2 separate regions of the Mus musculus genome follow, and region 2 is linked to region 1. The links are chromatin loops, found by intact Hi-C in ENCODE. Cell type or tissue: left cerebral cortex. All regions are shown on one strand.

What was found. A loop is a pair of places that touch in the nucleus more often than their neighbours do. Peaks named below come from ENCODE experiments on the same cell type or tissue, not always from the same donor. Only the 100,000 strongest peaks of a DNase experiment are listed, where the experiment ranks them.
Region 2: a loop joins it to region 1, with 2.3 times the contacts of the local background. A loop is called at or near these places in 4 of 42 quality-filtered maps.

The regions. Positions count from the first base shown.
Region 1 is chr1:63,060,366-63,068,365 of GRCm38, reverse strand. It overlaps Ino80d (INO80 complex subunit D), which reads left to right. Exons shown (of 12, transcript NM_001114609.1): 8 at 73-182; 9 at 2,529-2,662; 10 at 6,113-6,330; 11 at 7,169-7,326. Among named protein-coding and RNA genes, the nearest start is that of Ino80d, 50 kb to the left of the region's middle. In left cerebral cortex, no CTCF peak of the experiment used is centred here; DNase peaks (open chromatin) are centred at 2,586 and 4,921.
Region 2 is chr1:63,156,340-63,164,339 of GRCm38, reverse strand. It overlaps Ndufs1 (NADH:ubiquinone oxidoreductase core subunit S1), which reads left to right. Exons shown (of 19, transcript NM_145518.2): 8 at 488-673; 9 at 3,326-3,460; 10 at 4,476-4,590; 11 at 7,063-7,208. Ino80dos (INO80 complex subunit D, opposite strand) reads right to left here. Exons shown (of 4, transcript NR_045915.1): 4 at 6,045-7,382. Among named protein-coding and RNA genes, the nearest start is that of Ndufs1, 16 kb to the left of the region's middle. In left cerebral cortex, a CTCF peak has its summit at 3,731 (motif pointing right); no DNase peak of the experiment used is centred here.

The sequences.
Region 1 (8,000 bases):
ATCAACATTAAAAAAAAATTACCCTGAATTGTTAGAGCATTTAAAATGAATTTTGTATTTTTCTGTCCCTAGCCTTCGCCAGACCAAGTTGAAGGAGGTGGAGCCAGCAGCATGTAGTGGAACAGTGAAGGGCGAACAGTGCACAAAGCAGGCCCTTCCCTTCACCAGACACTGTTTCCAGCGTATCCTTTTCACGGCAATAAGCAGCCATTGAAGGTACTAAGCCCTTGGGGGACACGTGCTGTTTTTGTTGTTTTGTTTTGTTTTGTTTTTTCAAGACAGAAGATTTCACTGTCAATCTTAGACAGGCTGGCCTAGAACTCTCAAGAGATCCACCTACTTCTGTCCTACAACACTGCCACCAGACTGGGAGTAGAACAGAGTCTTCTGCACGCTAGGCAAATGCTCTCCCACAGTACATCATTGTAAAATCTAATGGGTGCTCCCTGCCTTGATTCTTTTTGAAGTAGAACTTCACCATAGAGTTGAGGTTGGTCTCAAACTCATGATTCTCCTGCCTCAGTGTCCTCACTGTTGAGATTCCTGGTGTACACCACCACCATGTCTGGCCATAAAACTTGTAAACTAAAAGCTATTTCATGTTCAGAATAATGTTTTTTTTTTCAAGATTTACTTATTATATGTAAGTACACTGTAGCTGTCTTCAGATGCACCAGAAGAGGGCATCAGATCTCATTACAGATGGTTGTAAGCCACCATGTGATTGCTGGGATTTGAACTCAGGATCTCTGGAAGAGCAGCCAGTGCTCTTAACCCCTGAGCCATCTCTTCAGCCCTCAGAATAATTTTTATATAATTTCTAATTTCATAGAGTCCTGAATCAGCTCCTGATTATGTCATTGTATATTTTATTTCATTACACTGAATTTGGAAAGGAGAGACTCTGAGCACATCAACTGTGTTATTTTGCTGTCTCACAAGTGGAGAAGGGACAGGCATCTCATTCTAGCTGAGGATCTGTGCCAGAGTGAGAGGTTGGACTTCTATGCAGAGCTGATTTGCAATCTTCATTTTGTATTTATTTGTTTGAGATATAGTAAAATAGGCTATAACCTCACCATGTCACTATGTAACCCTAGCTGTCCTGAAACTTGATTAACCTTCCCAGTTATTGGAATTACAAGTCTGTAACAGTGAATCAGGATGAATGTGTTCCTCTTTCCTTCCTTCCTCCTTTCTTTCCTAGAGACAGGGTCTCCTCATGCCTCCCAGATTGGCTTCCCACTCTGAGGCTCGGTGACCTCCAGATCCTCTCACAGCCGGCTCCTACACTTGCATCTCTGCCCTCCTTCCTGTCCTTCACATTGAGTCTTCCCAGGCAGTTTAGTTTATTTATATATAACCAATCTAAACCAGAAGGGAAACCCACATAGACTTTCTAAATAGGATATAAATCTGTGTGTGTGTGGAGTGGGAGGGGGGGGACAGGGGTGGTACTGGAAATTGAATGGAAGGTCTCATGCTGCGTTCAGGCTTGCTGACAAGCCCTGCCCTCAGCCCAGAGGTCAAACATGGAATGGTTCAGCAGCTAAAAGATGAACCTTTCTTTGTCTTCTTTTTTTTCCCCAAAAATATTTATTTATTTATTTACTATATGTAAGTACACTGTAGCTGTCTTCAGACACCCCAGAAGAGGAAGGTTGTGAGCCACCATGTGGTTGCTGGGATTTGAACCCGGGACCTTCAGAAGAGCAGTCAGTGCTCTTAACCTCTGAGCCATCTCTCCAGCCCTTTCTTTGTCTTCTTATTTATTTATTTTTTTTGATTGGTCTTTTAAGGTGGTCTTACTCTATAGTCATGAGTTTAAGGCTAGCTTAGGCCATATATATAGCAAGACTCTATCTAAAAAACAACAAAACAAAAGGCCCCAGACATTTCAATTTTCAATAAGACTTTCAAGTTAATTTTTGTCATTAATTTGTGAGTTTTATTTTGATTCTGTAAATGAAAATTTCAACCTTGGACAGGTGGGTTTTTTATTGAAATTTTCATTCTCCTTGGTGAGTAGTCTAAGGGAAAGTTTTCTTTTTAAATGCTAATTTTAGGAGCTGGAGAGGTGGCTCATCAATTAAGAGCACTTGTTCCTGCTATTCAGAAGGACCCGATTTCCATTCCCAGAACTCCCATGGTAGCTTACAGTCATCCATTCCAGTGCGGTTGATACTTGGTGTACTTGTAAGCATTCAGGCCAACACTCAGACACAGAGAAATCAAATACCTAAAAGGAAAGAGTCAGCTCTGATTTTTGGAACAGTCTTTTTAGTAGGGATTTCAGGAAGGTGTTAACAAGAAAATGATATTGCTCACAGAAGTTGATTCCGAGTGGCCATAAAGGAGATTTGCCTGAGAGCCTGTTAGCTAAATAGACTCCATCAGATTTTCCCCCTGTTGAGTTGGTATAGGCAGTGCAGCTTTTGCTTGTAAACCACAAGGAGAGTAACATATTTTATTCAGACACAAAGAGTTAAACGATTTGAGTGTGTTTTCTTCCTGACTGCAAACCCCAGACATCCTCCTGAACCGCTCTCAGCAGCTCTTCTCCAGCTGCACTGCCAAGTTTGCAGACGGACAGCAGTGCTCTGTGCCAGTGTTTGACATTACACACCAGACGCCCCTGTGTGAAGAACATGCCAAAAAGATGGTAAGTTTAGCATTTGCGCCCTGCAGTTGGGGCTTTCAAACTGTTGGTGACTATTTCTGCTAGGAAGTAAGACACTAATGAAGTTCTGGACAAACAGTGCTTTCAGTACTGGAAACACTATGTTGTGTTGCCTTTGCCTAAAACATTTCAAAATGTTGTATTGATCCCTGAATTTGAGGCCCTTTTCATAACAAAACCAAACCCCCAGTGTTTCAAAGAGTACTTAGTACAGTTTGAATATTTCTAATCCAGAAACCTCAAATCTGTGAGGTTCTAAGATGGCATGACACTCAAAAAGTACATGTTTTGGAGCCTTCCAGATTCTGATTTTTAGATCTCTGGGATAAGGATTTTCATATGCAAATTATATCCAAATAATGAAAACCCTCAAAACACTGATGGTCAGTGATTCAGATGAGAAGTTCCAAACTGGGGGTGGGGGTGGGGCTGGGGGTGGGGGGGATGGAGAGCCAGGCAATGGTGGCGCACACCTTTAATCCCAGCACTTGGGAGGCAGAGGCAGGTGGATTTCTGAGTTTGAGGCCAGCCTGGTCTACAGAGTGAGTTCCAGGACAGCCAGGGCTACAACAAAACAAAACAAAACAAAACAAAACAAAACAAAACAAAACAAAACAGAGAAGTACCAAACCTGTTATTACTTAGATAAGATGCTTTTTAAAAATCATCCATCCGTATTCTTTATGTCTCATTCATAAATACACAGTAGTACAAATGTATTTTCTAATACATAGCAGGTTTTATGAACTCCATCTTTGCCTTCAGTTTTGTTTTTTTTATATGCAGTTCTGGGAATGATCTGGATATTTAATAAAGTTTAGGCAAAATACCAAGCCTTTCTATAATTTTGTTGAACTTAATTATTGCTTTTGTTAATGTTGGTCTTGTGAACCCTAATTAATTTAGAATAATTTGGAGGAGAGACACATTTGAATTAGTCAAATATTTGAGTTACGTAATTATTTAAAATGGGGTTGATTTGGGGTGAAGCTGTAGCTTAGCAGTAGAGTATTTGTCTGTCATGAATGGGTTCTGGATTTGATGCCAGCATGGAAAACAAGCCCCTCAGACCTGAGCTATGTTTTCATTTATCAAGCAGTTGTCACAAAATATTGTGCTGTGTGCCTTCTGGACCACAAGGCCAAGGAAGGCAAGTCATACAGTGTTCTCTGAGCATGGTGTAGTTTTAGCATGCCTTGGTATCATGGACCAGGCAACTGGTTTGCAGCTCTGGCTTTGCCATTAGCTAAGGGTACTGTTAGGCAGAGAGGCCGACTTTCTGGTCTGTTCCCTTGTTAACACTCTGGCCTTACTAAGAACTTTTTTGGTTAGTTCGTTTTTAGGATCATGTTTTGAAAAATGTGAATACTGTCTTAGTTAGGGTTTTACTGCTGTAACCAAGGCAACTCTTATAACATTTATTTGGGACTGGCTTACAGGTTCAGAGGTTCAGTCCATTATCACCAAGGTGGGAACATGGCAGCGTCCAGACAGGCATGGTGTAGGAGAAGCTGAGAGTTCTACATCTTCATCTGAAGGCTGCTAGCAGGATACTGGCTTCCAGGCAGCTAGAAGTAGGGTCTTAAAGCCCACACCCACAGTGACACACTTACTCCAACAAAGCCACACCTCCCAACAGTGCCACTCCCTGGGCCAAGCAAACCATCACAAATACTAAACTTCATATAGAAATGTTGGATTTATTTTCCTTCTAGATTTTTAAGACTAGAGGTTCTCTGTGTAACCCTGGCTGACCTAGAACTTGATCTGTAGATTAGTTGGCCTCAGACTCACAGAGATTCTCCCTCTTCTGCCTCCCAAGTACTTACTTTTCTATTTAATTAAAATACATTTAAAATGAGGGCATTTTTCTTACTTTATTCAGGTTTTATATGAATGCAGAATAATTTTCTGGGTTTTGTTGTTCCTGTTTTGAGGCAGGGTTTCACCCTAGCTCAAGCTGGCCTAGAACTCATAAATGATGTGCCTTAGCTATCCCTGAGTGTTAAGATTACAGGTGTGAGAGCCACCACACCCAGCTTTCTATATGCTTTTGTGTATGCATATACCTGTTCATGTGTATGTGCTCTTGCATGTGTAGATGCCAGATTTATGTTGGCTGTCTTTCTCAGTTCTTCTCACCCTTAGTTTTTGAGACAGCTTCTCTTGCTGAACCTGGAACTCACTGATTAGCTTAACTGACTGCTCAGCCAAGTCGAGAGATATGCAAGTCTCTGCCTTCCCAACGTATCGCCTTGGCATCCACCCGTTCATCCCTCTATAGGTAGCAGGCTGGCTCATCTCTTAACACGTTTGTCATGTTTCCTCCTTAAAAGTGACTTCTCCAGATGGAAAGAAAAAGAAGGAAAAGTCTCACTGCCTATTAAAGTTTAAAATCAGCATATTCAGAATCGTGTATTAGAGCTCCTCTACCAGTTAACTTGTCAGTTTGTCCTTGTTTCTTTTGGCCTACGATGACCTTATCTGTCCATGCCTTTAAAATCTGTTACTCATTTCTGAGTGTTGTATTTATGTCTCATTTGTGTGTTGGCTTTGCTGGAGATCAACCCTAGACTTGCACATACTAGGTGCTGTTCCACCATTGCAGTATATCTGGGGTTGGGTGGGGGGAGAGTGGCCAAAGGGAGAGATTAATATGAATTGTGAATTAAGTTAAAAGTTTTGTTTATTTATTATATATAGTTTTAGGCATTATATATAGTATTAAGAGAATATTTTTGATAGTTAAGTTTTTCCCAGATAATCTTAGGGTTTTTAGATAATTATTTAACTTTATATTATGTGTATGAGTGTTTCTCACACTTACCTATAGGGACTACGTGAATGTTTTGTGCCTGTGAATGTTAGGAGAGGGTGTCAGTTCCCTTGGATTGGAGTTACAGACAGGTGTGAACTGCCATGTGGGTGCTGGGAACGGGACCCTGATCCTCCGAAGAGCAGCCTGTGCTCTTAACCACCAAGACTTATTATCTTTAGCCCTAGATACATTTATTTTGACTGGTATACAAAAATTATCATTAGAATGATGTGATGTTTCCATCTTATACAATATTTAAATTGGGTGAAACATATCTTTCAAATACTTAACTCTCTCCTTTTTTTTTTGAGGCAGGGTCTTGTATAGCCCAGGTTGCCTGTCCTGTTGCTGCCTTCTGGTTCATGGCCTAGATTACTGGTGTGTACCACCACACCTGGTTTTGTGTGGTACTGGCTCCAGCTCAGGGCCCTGCACATGCTGGGCAGGCAGTATACTGCAGCCCCAACTCCTCATTGCTTTGTAGTAAAACTTTAAGCTTTCTTCTGGTCTTGAAGTATGTAGAGGATGGCCATCCACCAGTCACCTGGCTGCGCACTAACATACCAGGAGTCTGGGTGGAGAAGGTTCTTAAAAGTGTTCTATTCATTTCAAAGGATAATTTCCTGAGAGGAGATAACTCCCGTAAAGTTCAGCACCAGCAACAGAGGAAACCTAGGAAAAAAACGAAGCCCCCTGCACTTACCAAAAAACACAAGAAGAAGAGACGGCGTGGACCTCGTCGGCCCCAGAAGCCCATCCCCCCTGCAGTGCCCCAAGGGAACCTCAGCATGCCCACCAGCGTCTCACTGCCAGTGGAGGCCTCACAGATGCGGTGAGTGGTGGCAGCCGTGGGGCTGCATGGTCTGCTCTCACAGCAGCTGCCCTCTGTGCTCCTGATGCTACTAACCCACCACAGCCCCTGAGCATCTCAGCTTAAAACCCTTTGAACAGTGGCATGTACAGATTTTACCAGTGTCTGACTAAGTTTTTGTTAACATTTATCAATGTCAGTTTCTTATTATAGCAAAGAAAATAGATGCTGAAATTGATAATTTAACTTTATTCACTCAGGTTCTTCTGTTTTAACTAAAATTACACATGTTAAAATAGAAGTATTTAATTAGAAATATGAGTTTTTTAAATTTTGGCAGACAAACATTTTGATTGAATGAATTTCAGTTAATTCTTGTCCATTTATTTCATTTTTAAAGTTATTATTTTGATCAGATTTGAAATTTTACTAAAACATAGATATACTCAATAGTGATTCATTTTACTAATTTGCAGTGGAAGTATACTCTAGTAATGATGGTCTAAATTATGGGTAAAGGCCGTAGGAATTCATGCCTACAGAGAGTGAGGCGTGTCTTTCTGCAATGCCCTGTCTTCAAATTTCCTTCTCATAAAGTGAAGGAAAAAATTTTTGAGACCTGTATATTCCCAGACATCCTCACCTCACTGTGCAGCTGAAGGTGAGCTCAACTTCTGACTCTCTAGCCTTCTGTACCCAAGTGTGGGGTCATGGGCACGTGCCACTACCAGCTTGGAAGGAGTTGCCATCTCCTGTTTGTACTGAATGCTTAGAGCATCTAAGGGGCGTTGGCTGATCCCTGAGGGAGGTGCACTGCGTGTGGGTGTCTGGGGACTAGCCGCCCTGTCTCCCTCCGCAGAAGCCCATCCACGCCCGAGCTGAGTGCTGATGAGTTGCCGGATGACATTGCCAACGAGATCACCGACATCCCGCACGACCTGGAACTGAACCAGGAGGACTTTGCTGATGTCCTGCCTCGGCTGCCGGATGATCTACAAGACTTTGATTTTTTTGAAGGTATGGTCAGTGTTTTACTTAGGAACTGATCTAGACATGGTTCATGAGAAGAGAAGTGAGTTTTATTTTTGGGTTTTTAAGACAGACTCTTTCCACATAATTGAGGCTGTGAACTCCCAATTCTTCTGTTACAGCTCTGGCATACTGGAATTATGCCCAGTGTCACTGAAACCATCCTAGAGATAATAGTAATGATAATAATTATTATTGCTGTGTGTGACCTGTGTGCGATTGTGCACAAGCATGCGTGAATGTGGAGGGTAGGGGACAGTACTCTCCTCCCGTCCTTACATGGGCTCCAGGCTCAGACTGTTAGGCCCGTGTGGCATGTACCTTCACCCACTAGCCCATCTTACTGGCCATTTCACTATTATTATTTTTTTAATACAATAGCCTTTTGCAGCATATCTGAAATGTTTTCCCTGATATAACATTCCTGTCACTATAAATAGAAGAAACAAACATCCCTCAAGCTGTTTTCCTTTCAGAAATTGGGCAGTATGGAATTTAGTTACTCATACTAGATACTTAGTGTACTGATACTTTAATAGCTATAGAATTTTGTTCCATTAAAATGAGTAATTTTCCTTAATGTTTTGACAGTGCTATTTAATATATTTTTTATTTGTAAAGAAAAGTTTATTAGAGTCTTTTTACAGCTTGACCTGTCTTTG
Region 2 (8,000 bases), 96 kb before region 1:
ATGTTAAATAGGCACCTCAGTTATCCATCTGCCCTGGGTTTGAAACCTATCAGTGCTGACTTAACATTCATATAGTTTCTTCGAATAACAACACTGGAAATGATAGTCATTATTAATGGGGAAAAGTTAGGTTTTGTTTGCTTGGGTTTGGTGTTTTTTGGTTTGTTTGTTTGTTCCATATGTTCTGATAACATGATTTCTACTTGCTTTCAGTTAATGCCAATTTCAGTTGAATTTAAAACTTAGTCTGGTATTAATTGTGTGATAATTTACTGAATTGTATACTTGTGATTTGTACAATTTTCCGTTTGTGTGTTACACTTCAGTTTCAGAGAAAAATTCACTTTTATTTGCTGACTATATTTATCATTGAAAATATACTAATTCCTTTTTAATGTTTTGAAAGTCATTGACTTTGTGATTATGAAAAGGAAAAGAAATACTTTTTGCTGAGCTCATCCATTTGATAACAAATTTTATTTTTTAGGTTTGCAAGTGAGATTGCAGGAGTAGATGATTTGGGAACAACAGGAAGAGGAAATGACATGCAAGTTGGCACATACATTGAAAAAATGTTTATGTCTGAACTGTCTGGGAATGTCATTGATATCTGCCCTGTAGGGGCCCTAACCTCTAAGCCTTATGCCTTTACTGCCCGGCCTTGGGAAACAAGGTATTTATCTTTGTGGTTTTGACCAACTTGTTTTTAAAAGATGTTATTTTGTGTGTGTGTGACAGGTGTGGTGCAGGTGCCCCTGGATGTATACAGGTATATTTGGAGGCCGGAAAACCACCTTAGTGGCATCCCCTGGAACACTTCTACTTTCTTTGAGGCTCAGTCTCTTATTGGTCTGTAACTTACCAATTAAAAAAGACTGGCTGGCTTTTGATCCTTTGCTTCTCCAGCACTGGGAGTGCAAGCATTTTTACATCTTGATGAGGCTAGAACTCAGGTTCTTGTACTTATTAGGCCAGGGCTTTACAGACTGAGCCATGCACCCTTCCCTGATTATTTGTTTTAATTGTTACTTGGTGTGTGCCTGTGGTTGTGTGTTCATGCACAGCTGGGTGGTACACGCCAGTGTGCACATGTGAAGAACAACTGTAGGGACTCGGTTTTTACCTTTTACCTTGTTAAGGCAGGGCTCTGATTTCTTCATTATGTGTATGTGCCAAACTGGCCAGCCCACAAGCTCTTGGCCTGTCTCATTCTGCCTGCCATCACACTGTAGTCGTGCTGGGATTAGAAATTTGCACTTCATCTGGTTCTTGATAGGACTTTCAGAGATCAATCTTAGGTCATCAGCCTTGCTCAGCAAGGGCTTTTCCCCTCTAAGCCACCCTCCTGGCCCTGTTTTTACATTTTAGTTCACTTCTTTTTTTTTTTTAATAAAATTTCTGGGTCATTTTCTTCCTAAATTTTAGTTGGTTTTATCTACATTTTTATGTTTGCATTGTGTGTATGTGTGTGTGTGTGTATGTGTTAGAGGAGGGTTGTGTGTTTGGAGGCCAGATATGTGTTAGGTGGCTTTAATTTCTTTTCACCTTATTTTTTTGAGACAGAGTCTCTTATGGAACCTGGAACTCACTGATTTGGGTAGCCAGGGAGCCCTAGTGATCCCCCAGTCCCCGACTCTGTGATGCTAAGGTTGCAGGCATCACTGACACACTCAGCTCTTACTAGATTCTGGGTACCAGGTCCTTATGCTCGTGTAGTCTGTATGTACTGACTGAATGATTTGACCCAGCCCCATAAAATGTTTTAATGGAAAATAACTACTTAAGTTGAAAGGTAGGACAAGCCTCAGCAAATTATATTCTTTCTAAGATTTTAAGTATGTGCATATGTACTTGAGTAGTCTTTAGTCTTTAATGAGGAGAGAGAGAGGAGCAGCATCAAGACAAACCATAACAGATTTTTTGTTTTCTTGAGGCAGTGTCTTGGAACTTGGACACTGTGGACCAGGGTGGCCTTGAACTTACAGAAATCCGTCTGCCTCTGCCTCCCAAGTGTTGGGATTACATTGTGTGCCACTCATACTCAACATTACGGATTTTTAGAGTAGTCAGGTGTGTTTATGCAAGCACCGGATGTTGACATCAGATGTCTTCCTAACTCTCCCTTCATTCAGTGACTCAGGCTACATTCCTGCTGAGCCTGAAGCTTGCCAATTGCTATCTCCAACTCTGACCAGCCAGAGTAGGTCCCCTTACCTAACCCTGCATACTCCACTCTCCGCCCCTTTCTTGCCTCTAGAGTGCTAGACTGCCATGTACTCCTGACTTTTACTTGGGTGCTCAGAATCTGAATTCTGGTCTTCATGCATACATAGCTAGCACTTATCTCCTAAACCATCTCCCCAGCCCCGCAAAACAGTTGTTTTTGGATTTATTTTATATGTGTGTGTGTGTGTGTGTGTGTGTGTGTGTGTGTGTGTATACACATATATATGTATATACACATACACATATATGTATATACACATGTATATATGTATGTGTGTGTATCTATCTATTTGTCTGTCTGTCTGTCTATCTATATCTATATGAATCTAAGTTATGTATGAGCCCTATGTGTATGCAGGTGCTTGAAGAAGCCAGAAGACGGCATTGAATCCTTTGAAATTAGAGTTGGATAGTGATAAGCCGCCACGTGGGTGCTGGGAACCAAACTCAGGTTCCCTGTAGGAGTAACAAGTGTTTTCAACTGTTGAACCATCTCTCCTGCCTTACAGAGTAGTTTTTAATGCATTAAAGCTTCTTTTTTTTTTTTTTTTTTTTTTTCAGAGCTAAGGACTGAACCCAGGGCCTTTCGCTTGCTAGGCAAGCATTCTACCACTGAGCTAAATCCCCAACCCCACATTAAAGCTTCTTATGTTTTGATGTATAAGTGATAAAATGTTATTTGGGAGGATTTTGATTTTTGTTGATTTTTGTCGGGTTTTGTTTCTGCTTTCTGGAATGGTTGATTCATTGGTATCTGACTGCCAGCAGCCAAGGACTAATTAATTGTATGCCCTTCTAATTGGCCTATCAAATAATGTGATTAAAATATGGAGGTGCTTATTTCTATTGCTGTTCTGAGTTCCGCTAGTTTTAGAAATGTAGAAGGCAAGGTGGATCTGGTAGTAATCCCAACACGAGGGATGCAGGTGCTGGAGGACATGTTCAAGGTCACTTGTTATCTAGAGGGTTTGAGGCCAACATGGCCTTATGAGACTTGCCTCAAAATACCAAAAAAGGAAACCTGATATGGAAGTAACTAGCTAACAGAAACTCTTCTTACTCTCAGAATCAGCATACTAAATTGTGTTTATTTTCTCAGAAAGACAGAGTCCATTGATGTAATGGATGCAGTGGGAAGTAACATTGTGGTTAGCACAAGAACTGGAGAGGTAATGAGGATTTTGCCAAGAATGCATGAAGATATTAATGAAGAATGGATCTCTGATAAAACCAGGTGTTGTCTTTAATTTTTTGCGATTGATTTAAAAATCTATGATCTTTTTTGAGATTTATTTTATGTATATGAATGTTTTGCTTTTATGGATAATCTGTGTGTCCCATGGTGTTATGGATGGTTTGTGAGTCGACATGTAGGTGCTAGGAATTGCACTTGTGTCCTCTGCAAGAACAAGTGCTCTTAACTACTGAGCCATCTCTCCAGCCCTCATGGTCATTTTTAATGGACATTTTTTTAAAGATTTATTTATTTATTATATGTAAGTACACTGTAGCTGTCCTCAAACACTCCAGAAGAGGGCGTCAGATCTCATTATGGGTGGTTGTGAGCCACCATATGGTTGCTGGGATCTGAACTCACAACCTTCGGAGGAGCAGTCAGTGCTCTTAATCGCTGAGCCATTTCTCCAGCCCCTTTAATGGGCATTTTTATGTTGCAAAATGATATACATTTTTGAAAAATTTGAGTTTTTATAAAGAGAATGAGAAGAAAATCAACTTGAGTAGTTACAAATGCTGGGCATAGTGGCACAAGCTTATGATCTAAGCTACTTGAGGCCAAAACAGGAGGATGTGAAATATATGGACAACCTGGAAGATGTACCTTGTCTCAGAATGCAAATGCAAAAGGGCTGGACATGGAGCTGAACTGTAGAGCATTTGCCTAATGTAGTCCAGATCCTGGCTTTGATCTCCAGTACTTGGGAAAACAAGGGAAGATTTGTTTTTAAGACTACATCTTCCTGTGTAGCCCTGGCTGTCCTGGAGCTCACTCTGTAGACTAGGTTAGCCTTAAATTCAGAAATCCTACTGCCTCTGCCTCCTGAGTACGGGAATTAAAGGTATATGATAAGGCAGATATATCTGCTGCCACCATCCCTGTGTTAGGTATTTATTATTTTGACACTTTAAGAAATCTTCTATTTAAATAACATTTGTTACAGTTTTTAAACTTGAAAATTATAGTTGCTCCTTAGCAATTTTCTATATTTTGTATGATTTCTTTTGTCTAGGTTTGCTTATGATGGACTAAAACGTCAAAGACTTACTGAACCAATGGTCAGAAACGAAAAAGGGCTTTTAACTTATACCTCCTGGGAAGATGCACTCTCTCGTGTAGCTGGAATGGTAAAAAATTGAAATGTAGATTAAACAGTGTGTAGCTTTCACGAAACAGCTTTGCCATGAAGATAAGGCGAATCTTTCTCTTTTGTTTGTTTGTTTCCTTCCTTCCTTTCTTCCTTCCTTCCTTCCTTCCTTCCTTCCTTCCTTTTTATTTGTTTTAGACAGGGGTTTTATTGTATAGCTGTGGCTGACCTGGAACTCCCCATGTAAACCAGGCTAGCCTTAAACTCACAGAGATTTGCCTGCCTCTGCCACTGAGTGCTGAGATTAAAGTCATATGCCACTACACCCATTCTTTTCTCCTGTTTTGGCAAGATTATAATTTGTCGCTATTTGACATTTTTAAAATTTATTTATGTACATGAGTGCTTTATTTGCAGGTATGCCTGCATGACAAGAGAGCATCAGATTCCATTATAGTTGGTTGTGAACCACATGTGGTTGCTGGGAATTGAACTCAGGACCACAATGCTCTTAACTGCTGAGCCAACAAATCTCCAGCCCTCTATTTGATATTTTTGAGAGCCATATCTCAGATATGCTAGATACATTCTAGAATTTAACCCATAGATTACTGATTCATGATCTCTGCCTTTCATCTTGTTATGCTAGAGAGAGAGGCATAATCATTGTTCTGTCAGGGCTGATATGAGAGAAAACACATAAGGGATGTGGGACACCTAACCAAAATTATGGTATCAGGATGCGTTCCTAAAGACAGTGATTCTGGAGCAAAGCCTAAGAGCTTGCCAGAGCAAAGGTGGGGGGGGGGGGCAGGGTGTAACTCACTTGTGTTGAGTGTGCTTAGCATGTGCAAAGCCCTGGGTTTAATTACCAGTAGCCAATAAAAGGGAAAAGAATAGAAAAAAGATGAAAGATACTGTAGACAAAAAGCAAAAGCCTAGAGGGAATGGGAGATACTTTAGAAGAGATTGAATTTAAGGTAAACTGTAACTCCATGATTCTCATTCTCCAGAGGTCCTAACGAAGCTGCTTTGTTCCTAAAGTAAAATACACAGCTTCAGGCCAAGCTGGAGTCACTCTCCTGGGCCCCACACATCACTGCTGCATCTCCTGTCTAGGCTGCGTGAGCACTGTTACGCTCTGTAGTCAGATGTGCTTTACTTCTTGTCTGCTTTGCATATTGTTCCATATGTTTTATTGATAAAGTGCATAGTTATTCTTTTATTTTTAAAAGATTTATTTATTATTATTCATAAGTACACTGTAGCTGTCTTCAGACGTACCAGAAGAGGGCATCAGATCTCATTACAGGTGGTTGTGAGCCGCCACGTGGTTGCTGGGATTTGAACTCAAGACCTTTGGAAGAGCAGTCATTGCTCTTAGCCACTGAGCCATCTCTCCAGCCCCATAGTTATTCTTAAAGTATAGGAAAACTTGTGAATGTGAGTAGTTTGGCTTTAAGAGTTTGTCAAGGAAAAGCATATAAAGCTCATAGTCTGCTAGGAATCAGTTTATTAGAAAGAAATATAAGTGGTTCATTGCATTCAGACCCAAAATACATTAAATTCCTTGACTGTATGAGTATTTTGAGAACTCGGAAGTTATTTCAATAATCAAATGTTAGTTAATTTAATTCACCAGAAAAAGAAAAGGTTAAATGTTTTTTATTTGCTAGCTAATATTTTTTGACAACAATGTCTTTTTAAATACATGTTTTATATATATATATATATTTTCATTTTATAGTTGAAATAGAACTGTATCACTTATCTGGCTTCTCTCTCCAGGCCCTCCTAGTGACCTATCCCTGAATCCCTCTCATTCCCCTTCTATTCTCAAGTTGATAGCCTCTGTCTTTTTTTTTAATTGAAAAAACTTTTTTATTTTTTATATTTATATTATATATATATATAGTAAATATATAAATTTATGTACATGCACAAATAGACTCTACATTTTTATTGTTTGTGTATATATGATTTCAAGGCTGACTGACTGCTCTGTACTGGACAACCTATATGGGGGTTCATTCCTGAGAGAAGCTAATTCTTTTTCTCCCAGCAGTCAGTTGCTTGCAGTTCTTTGTCTAGAGGTGAGACCTGTGGAATTTTCTCCCTTCCATGTTAAAATTCCTGTTGGTATTGGTATTCGGATCTTGTTTATGCAGCCTTTCTAGGAGACACTGCTTTACAGCAGACTTCTGGTACGCTGGCTCTTAGACTCTTTATTTTCTGGTTCCTTGAGCAATAGCTGCAAGAGCCATGGTGTAGATGTGTCTGTTGTGGCTGGGGTCCCCACAATTTGTTGATTTCTGCATTGTTTCCAGTGTGGTTTTCCTCTGCATTTGCTGTAAAAAGCTTCTTTAATGTGCAGTGGTAGCTACACTAATTCAGGAGAGACGGCTGTGCCTCCTGCTACTCTGGATGCTTGAAAATGACTTGGTTTATTTCCTGAACAGTCATGGTCTTTGCTGACTGTAGGTTTCTTAGAGATGCCCTTTTCTGTTTCCAGTTACAGAATTTTGAAGGCAATGCTGTGGCAGCGATTGCAGGAGGCTTGGTGGATGCTGAAGCCTTAGTAGCTCTGAAAGACTTGCTTAATAAAGTTGACTCTGACAACTTATGCACTGAAGAGATCTTCCCCACTGAAGGAGCTGGGTGAGAAGCAGTAAGCTGTGCTCCAGGCTGCTGTTTGGGATTTCATTTTGATTTTTGAGTTTCTTGTAGCCCAGGCTGGCCTTGAACTCTGTGTAGCAGAAGAACTTTCTGTCTTTACCTCCTAAGTACTTGGATTGAAGATGAGTGTTACAACTGTTCTCAGCTATCGTTTTCCTTTTTTAAAAAAAAAAAAGCAGCCACATCTGTAATGTCACTGTTCAATCTTTGACACACTGGGTTCTCTAACATACCAGTACACTTTCACATCTAAGTCAAACCAGACAGCATGAACGTAGAAAGATCCTGTCTGAGCAAAGGTAGCTTAGAGGGGTGGGAAGGAAGCTCCGAGGGCAATGAGAGGTGAACGTGATCAGATTACACATGTATGAAAGTGGAATTCTCACCCATCATGTGTAGTTAACACAGGCTAATAAACGAAATCAACAGCTAAATCTTACAGAAGAATGTAGTCCTTAATACATGTTGTAAGTTTAGTTTCATTTGGACACACCTGCCTGGCATCACGGTGTGTGTGGTAGTCTCAACCATGTGGTAGCTGAGAGGACGGCTGCTCAAGTTCAAGGCCAACTTGGGCTGTAAACAGGACAGCAGTTGGACACACTTTATGAAAACCTGTGTGTGAGAGTGCACTGGGATTTATGATCCGAGACGAGTCTGTGGACTCGTGCATGTATTAGCTTTATGTGTGTGTTATAGCATGTGTTAGGTTTACTTGCAGGGTCTTATGTGGTTACTGTTTGTTTTTCTTCTTAAACTTGAGTTATATTTTAT